Regions from separate parts of the Homo sapiens genome. Here region 2 is linked to region 1. Evidence: chromatin contacts called from ENCODE Hi-C or POLR2A ChIA-PET data. All regions are on one chromosome and are shown on one strand. The core of a region is the stretch at or near the end of the contact, and the rest is flanking DNA. Distances in the headings are between cores, read along the strand shown.

What was found. A loop is a pair of places that touch in the nucleus more often than their neighbours do. ChIA-PET counts read pairs that join two places held with the same protein, here RNA polymerase II (POLR2A). Pooled maps may share reads with other maps.
Region 2: a map of HepG2 shows a loop between it and region 1 (2.6-fold over the local background). The contact joins two enhancer-like sites. A Hi-C loop is called at or near these places in 3 of 168 maps with a recorded cell type or tissue (HepG2, endothelial cell of umbilical vein and natural killer cell) and 2 of 50 pooled maps. POLR2A ChIA-PET finds 5 or more read pairs at or near these places in 2 of 52 experiments (AG04449 and HepG2).

What each region holds. Positions count from the first base shown.
Region 1 is chr12:65,923,491-65,929,669 of GRCh38, reverse strand. All of the region lies in intron 3 of HMGA2 (high mobility group AT-hook 2), which reads right to left. Among named protein-coding and RNA genes, the nearest start is that of HMGA2-AS2, 22 kb to the left of the region's middle. RefSeq lists an enhancer at 2,734-3,244. Within about 2 kb of position 2,914, at least 4 of the 41 ENCODE cell types and tissues checked have a DNase peak (open chromatin) inside an H3K27ac peak, as active enhancers do.
Region 2 is chr12:65,958,966-65,965,144 of GRCh38, reverse strand. HMGA2 (high mobility group AT-hook 2) reads right to left here. Exons shown (of 5, transcript NM_003483.6): 5 at 1-1,900. The coding sequence ends at 1,853. Among named protein-coding and RNA genes, the nearest start is that of HMGA2-AS2, 13 kb to the right of the region's middle. Within about 2 kb of position 3,744, at least 3 of the 41 ENCODE cell types and tissues checked have a DNase peak (open chromatin) inside an H3K27ac peak, as active enhancers do.

The DNA of each region.
Region 1 (6,179 bases), core at 1,665-4,164:
TCATCTACCTGTGTAAATTAGCTCCTTAAATATACATCTCTTTATAGATGAGATCACCTCTCAAGTGCCCTTCTAGCTTAAGAATTCTGGGATTCGGGGTTTAGGGATAGGTCTTCTGCAATCTAAACACTCCCTTTTTAAATTTGCAGATTTCTAAAATATATATATGATATATATTACATATATACATACATATGTATGTATATAAATATCTAATACATATATACATAGGTCTCTTTAGACATATCAAGTCGATACTTTTTTTTCAATTTTTTAAAACAAGTAAGTGTTTAAAATTAGGATTACTTCCTTTTATCTTCAAAGAGGAAAGGTTTTTACATTTTATAGTCATAATGCACTAAGAACAAACAAAACAAAACTCCGCTTTAAAAATCAAGTATGGGAAGGCTGCAACACTGAACTATAGAGTATGGAAAACATGAGGAAGTCTTGTTACTCAGAGAAATGGTTTGACAAACTTTGGCCAGAGAACAGTCCTCAGTATTTATGTAGGAAGGAGTTTTGAGAACAGAGAAATGTAGAACTTGTCTGCACAGTATCCAAACACCTATACAAAAACTTGGCCACTTCTCTGAATATTTTAATTGCGATTCTAAAAGTTTGCTGTGCATAGACCAATTCTTAAAATGGTAAGAAGGTTAGAAAAAAGGAAATCCCAAAGTAAGATACATACATACATACATACATACATGCATATATACAGTACACTACATATATAAATATATATGTACTCTTTGTCTTTGCATCCTTTATATATGTGTAATCTTTATACGGATATAAATACAGCCATGCACCACATAATGACGTTTCACTCAACAATGAACTGCATATATGGTGGTGGTCCCAGAAGATTATAATGGAGTTGAAAAATTCCTATTGCCTACTGACATTTTGATCATCCACACCCTATGTGTGCCTAGGCAAATGTGTGTGCTATGTCTTAGTTGTTAGCCAAAAAGTTTGAAAATTAAAAAAAATTAAAATTTTCAAAATAGAGAAAAGCTTATAAAGATATAAAGAAAAATATTTCTGTACAGCTACATAATGTGTTTGTGTTTTAAGTGAAGTTTTATTACAAAGAGTAAAAAAGTTAAAAAAATTTAAAGGTTATAAAGTAAAAAAGTTACAGTAAGCTAAGGTTAATTTATTATTGAAGAAAGAAAAATATTTTTTATAAATTTAGTGTAGCCCAAGTGTACTGTGTTTACAAAGTCTGCATAGTGTACAGTAATGTTCTAGGCTGTCACATTCACTCACCACTCACTCACTGACTCACCCAGAGCAACCACAACTTCCAGTCTGGCAATTTCCATCCATGGTAAGTGCCCTATACAGGTGTACCATTTTAAAATCTTTTATGCTGTATTTTTACTGTACCTTTTCTATGTTTAGATATGTTTTGATACACAAATACTTACTATTGTGTTACAATTGCCTACAGTTTCAGTACAGTAACATGCTGTACAGGTTTGTAGCTTAGGAGCAATGGGATGCACCATTTAGCCTAGATGTGCAGTAGGCTGTACTATCTAGGTTTGTGTAAATACACTCTTTGATGCTAACACAACAATGAAATTGCCTAAAGATGCATTTCTCAGAATGTACCCCTATTGTTAAGCAATGTATGATTGAATATATATCTTTATAAAATATATAATATATACACATATATACATACATACATATATATATATATATACTCACATACATATTTTGGGTGACAGAAATATGTATGTATATACATACATATATACATACATATTTTATATATACATACATATATAAAAAATATATATACACACACACACACACACACAGATACAAAGAGAGAGAGAGACAGAGAGAAAGAGACAGACCAATAAGCCTTTATTTTCTATGAGGACAGGTATTTGTATTACCTGAGGACAAGAGAAGTTTGTATTAATCCAGTAAAGATATTTGGATAGCCGAAAATACAATTAGCTGTAAATCAGGGTTCTGGTTTCTAACCCATTTCCTGCTTCTAATAATTAGCTACAAGATCTTGGGCAAGTCTCTGGAACTTGCTAGGTTTCCATTTCTCCATCTCAAATGGAGATCACTGTGATAATTTGTGATTTTATAAAACGTAAAGAAGAGTTTGTCCCTGTCTTCCTCAAAACTGAACTAATTACCAATTTTCTATCACACAGCCACTTAAAAGTGAAGAACTGTCTTTTCCAGTGTGGTTTTTATATTTGGCAGCAAAACCAAACATCTAGTGGAGGCAGAATATGGAATCAAAAGGCACACGTAGCCTTTGTTAAAGCAGCAATTCATCTCTTCAGAAAGTTGTGATCCCTTCCTGGAGCCTGGTATGGCCGTGGATGGTAGCTCACAGGATTAAGTTTCAGAAAATAGGCTTGGTTTTTCTACCATGAAGGGAATAAATTCAGTTCCTATAAGTGTAGCAATTAATGGGCACCCATGGCCATCCCACTATGAGGGGAAAGGGGCCATTTTGTAAAAAAACAATCCAGGGCTGGAACTCAGTTTGAAAATGGTGTTAAGTTGTGCGTTTAAAATGAGTGATAAAACTCCCGTGTGTTGAAAGAAGGCCATGAAACACTGCAACTCCTCCTTGCTTTGCAAAAGAGTAACATCCACGCCATTCACCTAGGAGTCTCCAATGATATACCCTCCTCCCATTACACTTAAGTGGCAAAAAGACCCCTGATTACTGCATGGTAACAGTGATCAACATGGTCACGCAGAAAAGCACTTTTTTTTTCCTTTCCTGGAATGAACAGCGTGCTGCTTCTGGAACTGGAGGCTGCATTTCTGTCACCCAAACCTCTCTCAGAGCTGTGTGTGTTGTGAGACAGCTGAATGTCTCACTGAATGTTTCCTGTGACAATGAGGGTGCTTCAGAGCTTCCCACTGCTGCCACAACCTTTCCTTTGTGATCTTCATGGTTAATGAGACTGTAAACCAGCATCCAAATCAGCATTTGCTGATTGAAAGCAGGTTTAAAGGGCGAAAGAAAATGGTAGTGGTTTAATGATTAAACAACTTTTTACTGCTAAACATTTAAGTTGTTTTAATGTCTAAATCAATACACTTGCAGGATGCAAACTGCAATTAGGTGGAAACAGAACTTCACACTCTTGCAGTTAGAGAAAAACTTGCTACTATCACTTTAAGTGTCAAACTTGTGAACTGGCCTTGAAAGCCTCTCCTCTGCCTCCCTCTCCCCACCTCCGAGGCATTAATTCTATAGAGACGAAGTTAAACACTTAATTTGCAAAACTACTGAGAAGTAAATTTCTTGTTCCAAGGTAACTGGAGTAATTGCCAAATGCAGATAAATCCTCCCCCTGAGTAGGAAGCCCCACACTGTTTTGAAAACAATTCCTAGACTTTGCCCCTGTTGAAGCTGATTGAATGCTCAACCACAAGACTCCACTGTTGTTATCTCTCGCTTACTGCTTTTAGGGGCGGAGTTAACACTTTTCAAAAATCCGAGCTTCCCTAATAAATACAGGGATTTAGTGAAGATTTTGATTGTCTGGGGTTGGCATTCCTGAGGACAGAATAATTTATTTTGCTCTAAGCAGGTGTGTTATGAGAACAGAGGCTATGTTGATAAGAGATCCCTGGGAGCTGGTAATATATTATCTTCTGTAATTTCTTCCAAAAATAGACTTAATGGAAAGAGGATGCATAATATACCCCCTCTCAAAGGAAGCGTTCCCCAATACAACAGAAGCAGTCATTCTAAAAACAGCTTTATGGCTCTGCAGTCAATAGCTCTATTTTCTCCCCTTTCACAACTTCCTTCCTTCTGCTATGTAAGAACTTATGTGAGGGCACACACACATTCACGTGTCAGTGCACACAACTGAAAATGCCCGAGATCCGCATTCTCTCAAAGATCTGCAAGATCATCGAAAACTTAATGATCGCTTGACATGACTTAACCTGATTAATTGATAGTGCTTTTCATTTTATTTCATTTTTTACTCCAACTCTGATCATGTACAACCATGAATTAACCTTGCATTTAATTCAGTTCAGGGAGCAATTTCCAAATGCCTACTATGTTTGAAGTGCCGTATTAGACACAAAGATATACAGGAAACGATGTTCACAAAATATAGGCTGTAAGCAGAACACTTCCCCAAAGAAAAAGATGGCACCAAGAGCAGAATCGGAACTCTGGTGTCCAAATTGCTCCTAATTAAACGCCTAAGCTGCAAGTCAGGTTACTTGGTCAGGCTAAGTTCTTGGAACTAAAAATTGCCTAAGATGTTTTCCTTAGCTACTTCACAAACTAGAAGTTCCTCCTGCTCAGGACCACCCAAATGCTTATTAGAAATTGTCCAAAAGTCAATTTTTTTCAAATTTGGGACACGTTTGAGCGAACAAAAGATATGAAGAATAGTTAGAGTCACACCTGGTGGCAAAAACTTATAACCTAAAATGTAGCATCTTTACTTTAGAAATTGTAGAAAAGATACTTTTGAGCTACTCAAAATTAATTGAGTTTTTTTATTTATAAAAATATTTTAACAATTCAGAAAGGAATTTCACATTTGAGGAATACCAGGGTTTAATAAAAGACAGTAGATGGAAACTTTTAAGGAGGGTCTGCTTGGAAGCTTCTGGGCATTTTCAAGGGCTGGAAATTTCTTTATTCTGTTAAATTTTACCTCAGAACATATGGTTTCTCTCTTCTCTGATAGTTTTATTGCCAGCCCCACTCTAGAAATATGACAGAACGGCAGAAGAGGGATGGAAGAAAATAGGAAGACCTGTTCTGAAAGGCTGGGAGAGAGTTGGAAGGCCTCAGGAAGTTGCCAAAGACTTCACAATTACTTTTTTTGTTTTTTTGGAGACGGAGTCTTGCTCTACTGCCAGGCTGGAGTGCAGTGGCAGGATCTCGGCTCACTGCAACCGGTGCCTCCTGGGTTCAAGTGATTCTCCTGTCTCAGCCTCCTGAGTAGGTGGGACTACAGGCACGCCCCACAACGCCCAGCTAATTTTTGCGTTTTTAGTAGAGATGGGTTTTCACCATGTTGGCCAGGATGGTCTCGATCTCTTGACCTCAAGCCATCCACCTGCCTCAGTCTCCCAAAGTGCTGGGATTACAGGCGTGAGCCACTGTGCCTGGCCAACTTCATAATTACTGATATTTAGAGTGACTTCAGGGATGTGTGTGTCTGTGTGTGTGTGTGTGTAGGGAGGTCTTGCGGTAGGCTGAGGCAACACAGAGGCAGAGGACAATTGGTGATTTGTAACCCCACAGCATTTACAAAATTTGAGTCCCTCTTCCATATTCATTTTACAGCCCAGAAATTAATAACATATTTGAGAAGTTGGGACTATCTTCAGATACAGCAAAAAGAACAATGGGATTAGAAGTCAGATGAAGAAATATTAAAATAATTTTATATTCTAAGTTGGTTCATTTTAACTGGGCTTCAATAACATGAAGAAGAGTAGGAAGTGGGTAAAGCTTCCACTGCCCTGAATAAGCCAAGACAAGATGGACCTTCCCTACCCTAAGAGGAATTTAAGTCACTATTAAATAGTATCCTTCCCAAGGTGGGCTGGGGGTGGGTCAGAGAATGACTTTCCTGGTTTTTTTGTTTGTTCTTTTGTTTTGTTTTGTTTTTTTGAGATGGGGTTTTGCTCTTGTTGCCCAGGCTGGAGTGCAATGGCGTGCTCTTGGCTCACTGCAACCTCCGCCCCGCCAGGTGCAAGCGATTCTCTTACCTCAGCCCCCGAGTAGCTGGGATTACAGGCATGTGCCACCACACCCAGCTAATTTTGTATTTTTTAGTAGAGACGGGGTTTCTCCATGTCGGTCAGGCTGGTCTCGAGCTCCCGACCCCAGGTGATCCACTCGCCTCTGCCTCCCAAAGTGCTGGGATTACAGGCATGAGCTGCCGCACCCGGCGAGAATGACTTTCTTACGGGTGATAAAGTCTGGCATCTCCAATCAGAGCCCTAGAGCTCCCATTTGAAGCCAGAAAATGGCTCTTATGTTGCTGTCCTACCATACTCTTCTAGGTTCCCACAGGGTACAGGAGCCTACAGGAGCTTCCATTATTCACTAAGTTGTTTGATCTTCAGCCTCAAAATATATTTTGTTGGACTGGTCCAGTGCTGTAGCTGGCAAGGGGAGCTCACTACTG
Region 2 (6,179 bases), core at 2,495-4,994, 35 kb before region 1:
GCTTTTATTTTATTTATTATTTACTTATTTTGCAAAAGTATGTAAAAACGTGTTCCTTTCTATCAAATGTCTTTTACAAAAATAGTTTTGACTAGGGTTAGCTGCAGTTTGAACTATTTCAAACATTGAAAAAACAAATGAATGCTGCAAGTAACAAGTTCATTCCTTTTGAAGTCTGGAGGTAGGTCTTTGCAAGTCAATTAGTCCATCTCCTTAAAGAATTCATTTGAGGTACAGACTTGGAGGGTAATATTTAAATATTACAGTCAAATCTTGTGTGATGTGTAGTGTGATTGAGGAAAATTATCCTTAAGAACCTAGGAGCGACTTGGTTAAAAAATTTTCAAGTTAATGTAGAAATCTAGCAGAGAAGCTGAAACAAGTATTTTAAAAATTTTTAATTAAAAAAACATAGAAAAATACATAGTCATGCTGAAACACAGTAAGGAGATTGCTTCTTTAACTGTAATTAAGTGTACAAAAAGAACTGCAGATGATTAGAATCACCTACCCAGTAAGTTTTTTTCTTGCATTGCTTGTGTATAGCAGCATGTAATAAGTACTAGACTGTAAATTCGTTGTAACATTCAGAGGTAGTATTGAGTAGTGGGGATATATTGCATCTCTGGCTAAAAGTGCAGTTTGAATGAAGAGATGGTGAACTCAAGCCGAAGAAAAGCACCTTGGTCAACCATCTTATGTCAAAACGTATTACTTGAAGTAACACATATGCTTAATTTGAGGTAAGTGGTATTCAGGTCTTTCATGGAAACTGATACACAATGAAAAGAGAGAGGGAGAGGAAGAGAGAGAGAGAAAGACACAGAGAGAGATTGCCCCCCCCTTTTTTTTTTTTGCTTTTTAAATTGATGTATAACTATAGCAAAAGAAATTTAGATTTCGCTCCTCCCACCTCATAATTAGGTGAGTTCATCATGCATTATTCTGTTGTACCTTTTCATTAAATTACAAAGAGGATAATTTTACTTGTCTAGTTTCCTTAAATGCTCTGAGGCTGACAAGTGTTATTTATTGCTAAATGGCATTTTGGCTCTGTAGGAAGTAGATTTCCTGAAAATGAAGTGTTGTCCTGAAAACAAGTGCTGTGAGTAAATTTATTACTCCTGCTGATATGTGTGATATCCATAAATAGAAGAGTTGGCAATATTTGTTTGCTTACTTCCCTTTTTGAAAAATGAACATAACCTTTTCTAGTTTGTTAGCTGAATGAAAGGATACATCAGCATTTCGTCTCATTTAGAAATAAAAAGTTAAAAATCATCAAGTAAGTGTCTACAAGATTATACGAAAAAGAGAAAGTAGTATCTAGTCCTTATCTTTGGTGTTCTAAACAGAGGATTCACTACAGGGAGTGGGTTGGGGTGGTATTTGAGGTGTACACAGTGTTACACACCGCGTTCTTCCTATATGAATGCCCGACGTCACAAGTGTGACACGTTTCTTGTTTGCATGCAGTGCAGTGATTGACTAAACCCAATTCGGTTTTTCTCACCCGCCCACTCTTGCTTATCAGATCAACAAACTATTAGTAGGTTAAGAAAAAAGAAAACAGTAATTAAAAGTTGCATTGTTAAGCTGTGTCCCCTGTGTTTACAGCAGTTTTTCACTAAACCTGGGACTGTGAAGGGATTACAAAGAAGGTGATTAATATAGTCCTTTTTAAGGTTATGTGATTTCTCCCCACCCCACCCCCCCCTCCCCCACCCCACCCCACCCCACCCCAGATGAAAGTGGAAAGACCATGGCAATACAGAATAAGTGGTCACTGCAGTGTCTTCTCCCTTCAAAAGATCCAACTGCTGCTGAGGTAGAAATCGAACGTTGGCGCCCCCTAGTCCTCTTCGGCAGACTCTTGTGAGGATGTCTCTTCAGTTTCCTCCTGGAACACACAAAGGGCACAGCCATGACGCTCAATCGTTATACTGTGTGGGCTGCTCTTGCCAACAGTGCAGAGGTAACCTGTTTCCACAGCACATTATGCTTGCCTCAAAAGAGGATGACGATGACTGGCGAGCCCTCATTCCCAGGGCTTCTTAAACCGTAATTGAGGAATCAAGGTGTTGTTTTTTCCCAGAGCGGTCATTAGCCACTGTTGACTTAAGGCTTGACATCATGGCGGCTGGTCAGCAAATTCAATTGTTTGCTGTCCAGAGAATGTCAGGGCAATGCACGCTTACTCACCAATTAGAAAAAAAGTAGGAATGGATAAATTTTTCCCGACAGCATGCCATTCATCAGTTTTAAAAACCGGCACACAAGAAAAATAGAGTTAGGGGGATCCTTTCTTAAGGTATAAATGAACCCACCCTCCAGATACTGGTAATAATAGCTGGTATTTTTAGAGTGCTTACCAGATGCTTAGGCACCTTCTGTTAATATTCCTGTTTTACATCTGAGAAAACCAAGGCACAGACAAGTAATGTGCCCAAAATTACAGGGTGTGTGGGACCAGGATTTGGGTCGGGTTGGTACTGGTGCCAACACCTGTGTGTGACCCCTACACCACTGTGCAGAGGCAGTGTGAGAGCAGGGGCAGAGCTGACAACGAGCCTTCCCAAATCCATTTCCTCCCCCTTGTATTTATTAAAGCACATTTTGAGACAGTGACCCAAGTTCGGCGTTAACTGCTCAATCTCAATACTAATCCGCATCGACCAAACATTTGATGGTGGGCTAGCCAAGCAGAGAAAATCTAATATATATGTTTTTGCAAGGCCCCCTCTTCATATAAATCTAACTCCTCCTTCCCTTTTCCTTTTTCTGATTCCTTATGGCTCTGGAATTTGTTGGGGTTTCTGCGAGCCGGCTTGAGCCGCAAAGTTCTCTTTCCTTTTGCTTATTTAACAAATGTGCAGTACCTTTCAGGACATGGGTGGTAAAGCGGAGACAATAAACATTTCCGATAAAAGCGTCGTTAGTGAGAGGATGATTTTTATCAAATGCTGCACATTGTCTCATAAGACGGCATGTGAAAAAGATCTGGGGGAAGAGGTAAACATTTACTCCTGCAGCAGACCGAGCCCCTTTAAGAATGGCCAGCTTAAAACAGCTTATAACAGTCTTCATACTTTAATAGATTTGATTTTCCACATGGCTTCATTTTGTCTGGGTGGCTAACCGACACAATTTATACCTCTCTTCCTTTCCCAGGTCACTACAGTACACCATTCAGTAAAGCATGCCTTAAAGCTTGTCTGCATTATATGACCAAACTTCCATTCATTAGTGTTTGAAACACTTCAGCTGTGAAGGGGCTCCTAAATGCTACCATGTGTGATGCTTTTGCGTAAAAGCAGCAAATGGGAGAAAAAAACCCCACAAGAATGGGCACTCACACATTCACATGAATGCACACACACACACATACACACACACACACACACACTCTATCCTGGGCTTTAATCACAGGCCACTGCATACTTCAAACCCTTTGCAAAAGGTTTCAAATATTCTCTTTCCCCCCGAAGACTGAGCGAGCTGTAAATCCTGGGAATAAACACACATACAAATGAATGGATTACAGCTTGAAAAATATAACCACGGCAGCATCAAGTCATGAGATTTCACACCGGTTTTGTTTAGTCTGCTTTGGGTTTTGTGGGAAAAGTGGAACGTATGAGGCTACCTCCCCTTTAACTCCCAACCCCCAAACTGTGGGCTTCACATATTTAAGCAGCAGGTTTATACCTCTTGACTAGGCAACAGGCCATGACCCTGAGATTCTCTGTGGAGCCCTGGCCACAAAGGAGGATGTAGCATGATCAAAGCCATGGGCAGACGAAAGAGAGACGAGCCAAAGATCAGCTGCCCTGTGACCCTGTCCTTTCACTTAATATTTAAATTCCAGAAAGTCACTAAGCTGTTAGGCAGATACACACCTCGTTTGTCCCCAGATGATTCACTTCTCATTCTGACATGAGGTGTGGACTTAGGTGACTACTCTGAAACAGACCACGGCATAAAAGCCAGCAAGTATATTTTATTCCTTCTTACGGTTAAAAAATTGATAGAACTCAGTCAAGCTGGCAAACCTCCTGGATTGTGCTGTAATTATTCAATTTCTAACTGTTTGATTTTTCTATACTATCCGGAAACCAAGGTACTTTCAAATCCGGAAGGAAACAGAATTTTCAGGCCATGAACTTAACAAAGACCTTGTACTAGATGGAATGTGATCAGCTTTTCAAAACATTCCCAGAAACTTTGCTTGATGTGAGCTGCTGAAACTCCTGAATTCCAACCCTTTAGACACAATTCAGATGAAAATGGTGGTAGGTCATATTGTTTCCTTAACTGTCCTTAAGACAATGTGGATAAGACAATGTGGATAGTTGTTTTATTAATGTATCTTTCTGCTGACCTTAGAATTCTACTAGTAACTATCAGTTAGTACTGGGAACATGACTAGGATGTCAGAGGGTGGAAGTCTCACTTCATTAAAGGTTTGGAGGCAATGTGGCTCTCACATGCTCAGAATGATGGTTTTCTCAAATGTCTAGTTAGTGGAGAGCTCTCTCTTCTTGGCATAGCCCTGGCTGGCCACCCTTCAAAGGAAGGAATGGTTCCCAAAGGGTTGATGTGGTGGGGCAGGTGGCTTTTCCCACCTCTGCAAACCTCAGCTCTCACCTTCCCAGTGACTTGGTCTTTGGTTACATGTGCGGATTCTGTACGACAAGTGTGCATTCAATGAAGAGAAGAAAAATCCTCCCTGTCAGGAATGAGGTTGGAAAACCCATTCTCAGCTCTCCTAAGTGTCATGGTTCGGCCAGACTTAACACAGGGTGCTTCTGTGGTGCAAAGAGGGAACAGAAACAGGTGACATGGAGAATAAGCAGCTGGCTCCGACATCCCCAAAGAGTCCTGTTTCTGTAACTGAGGAGTTGGTAGGGACCCCTGAGCTTCGATCATCTTTAATAACTTAAAAGACATGGATGGGGCCAGGTATGGTGGCTTACGCCTGTAATCCCAGCACTTTGGGAGGCCTAGGCAGGCGGATCACGAGGTCAGGAGATCGAGACCATCCTGGCTAACACGGTGAAACCCCATCTCTACTAAAAATACAAAAAATTAGCCAGGCGTGGTGGCGGGCACCTGAAGTCCCAGCTACTTGGGAGGCTGCGGCAGGAGAATGCTGTGAACCCAGGAAGCAGAGCTTGCAGTGAGCCGAGATGGTGCCACTGCACTCCAGCCTGGGCGACAGAGCAAGACTCCGTCTCAAATAAAAAGAAAAAAAAAGAAAAAAAGACATGGCCGTGTGTTATAGACAATAGCTTTTACCTTGACATGTTTTTAAAAAATTGCTTCTCATTTGTCACCTAATGGTCAAAGGACCTTTGAGCTTGTGTAGCTCCCAAGAGGAGCCTTGAAGTAATAAGGAGATGAAAACTGTAGCCAAGAGTTGCACACATCTCATTAGGGTCTAGTGGCAGGGTGGGAAGGCTAAACAGCCACTCTTTGGTCAAGAAGGCTTACCTGTTGGAATGGGGCTTCAGGAATGTTCAGATGAAAGGACTTTTCAAAGTGCAAGTGCACGGTGACATTTTTATGAGCACCAGCCACTAAGGCCTCTAAACACCGAAAAGCTCCCAGCCATCATGCAGCTACTTTACAAAGACAAGTGAGGTACCGGGCCGAAACATGTGAGGTTTCTTGGCAGAAAACTGATGAGTGGGGAACAGGGGTGGGCAGAGTTGGAAAACTATATTTTTATTATAACTACTGGAAAAGTGCACTTACTTTGCCTTAGTTTTTCTTTTGTTCATGAAAAAAGGAATTTGATAAATGTAACTCATTGTTTTAGCTAAGTTTGGAAAAAAACTCCACTAAAACCCAGAAATATAGTTTGCACATATCACTGTTCTTTTAATTTGGTTCAACATGATGCATGTGGTATATATACCTTTGGGTACACTTCTTCTAATAGATTAAAAAGGAGGAGGAAGACAGCCCAATATCCAAACTTAACTCCTAAGGCTGATGGAATTTTAAAATGTCTTGAGTTTAATCAGACTTACTATACAGGCATGGATGAGGGTGTGTGCTGGAAGAAAGTTCAATATTTAATGCTAAGAGCTGAAGCTCTGGGTTTAATTTCCAGATGCAGACTAAACAGCAGGTCTGCAGTAGAAGAGGCCAGTGAATTCTAAATGGAACCAAGA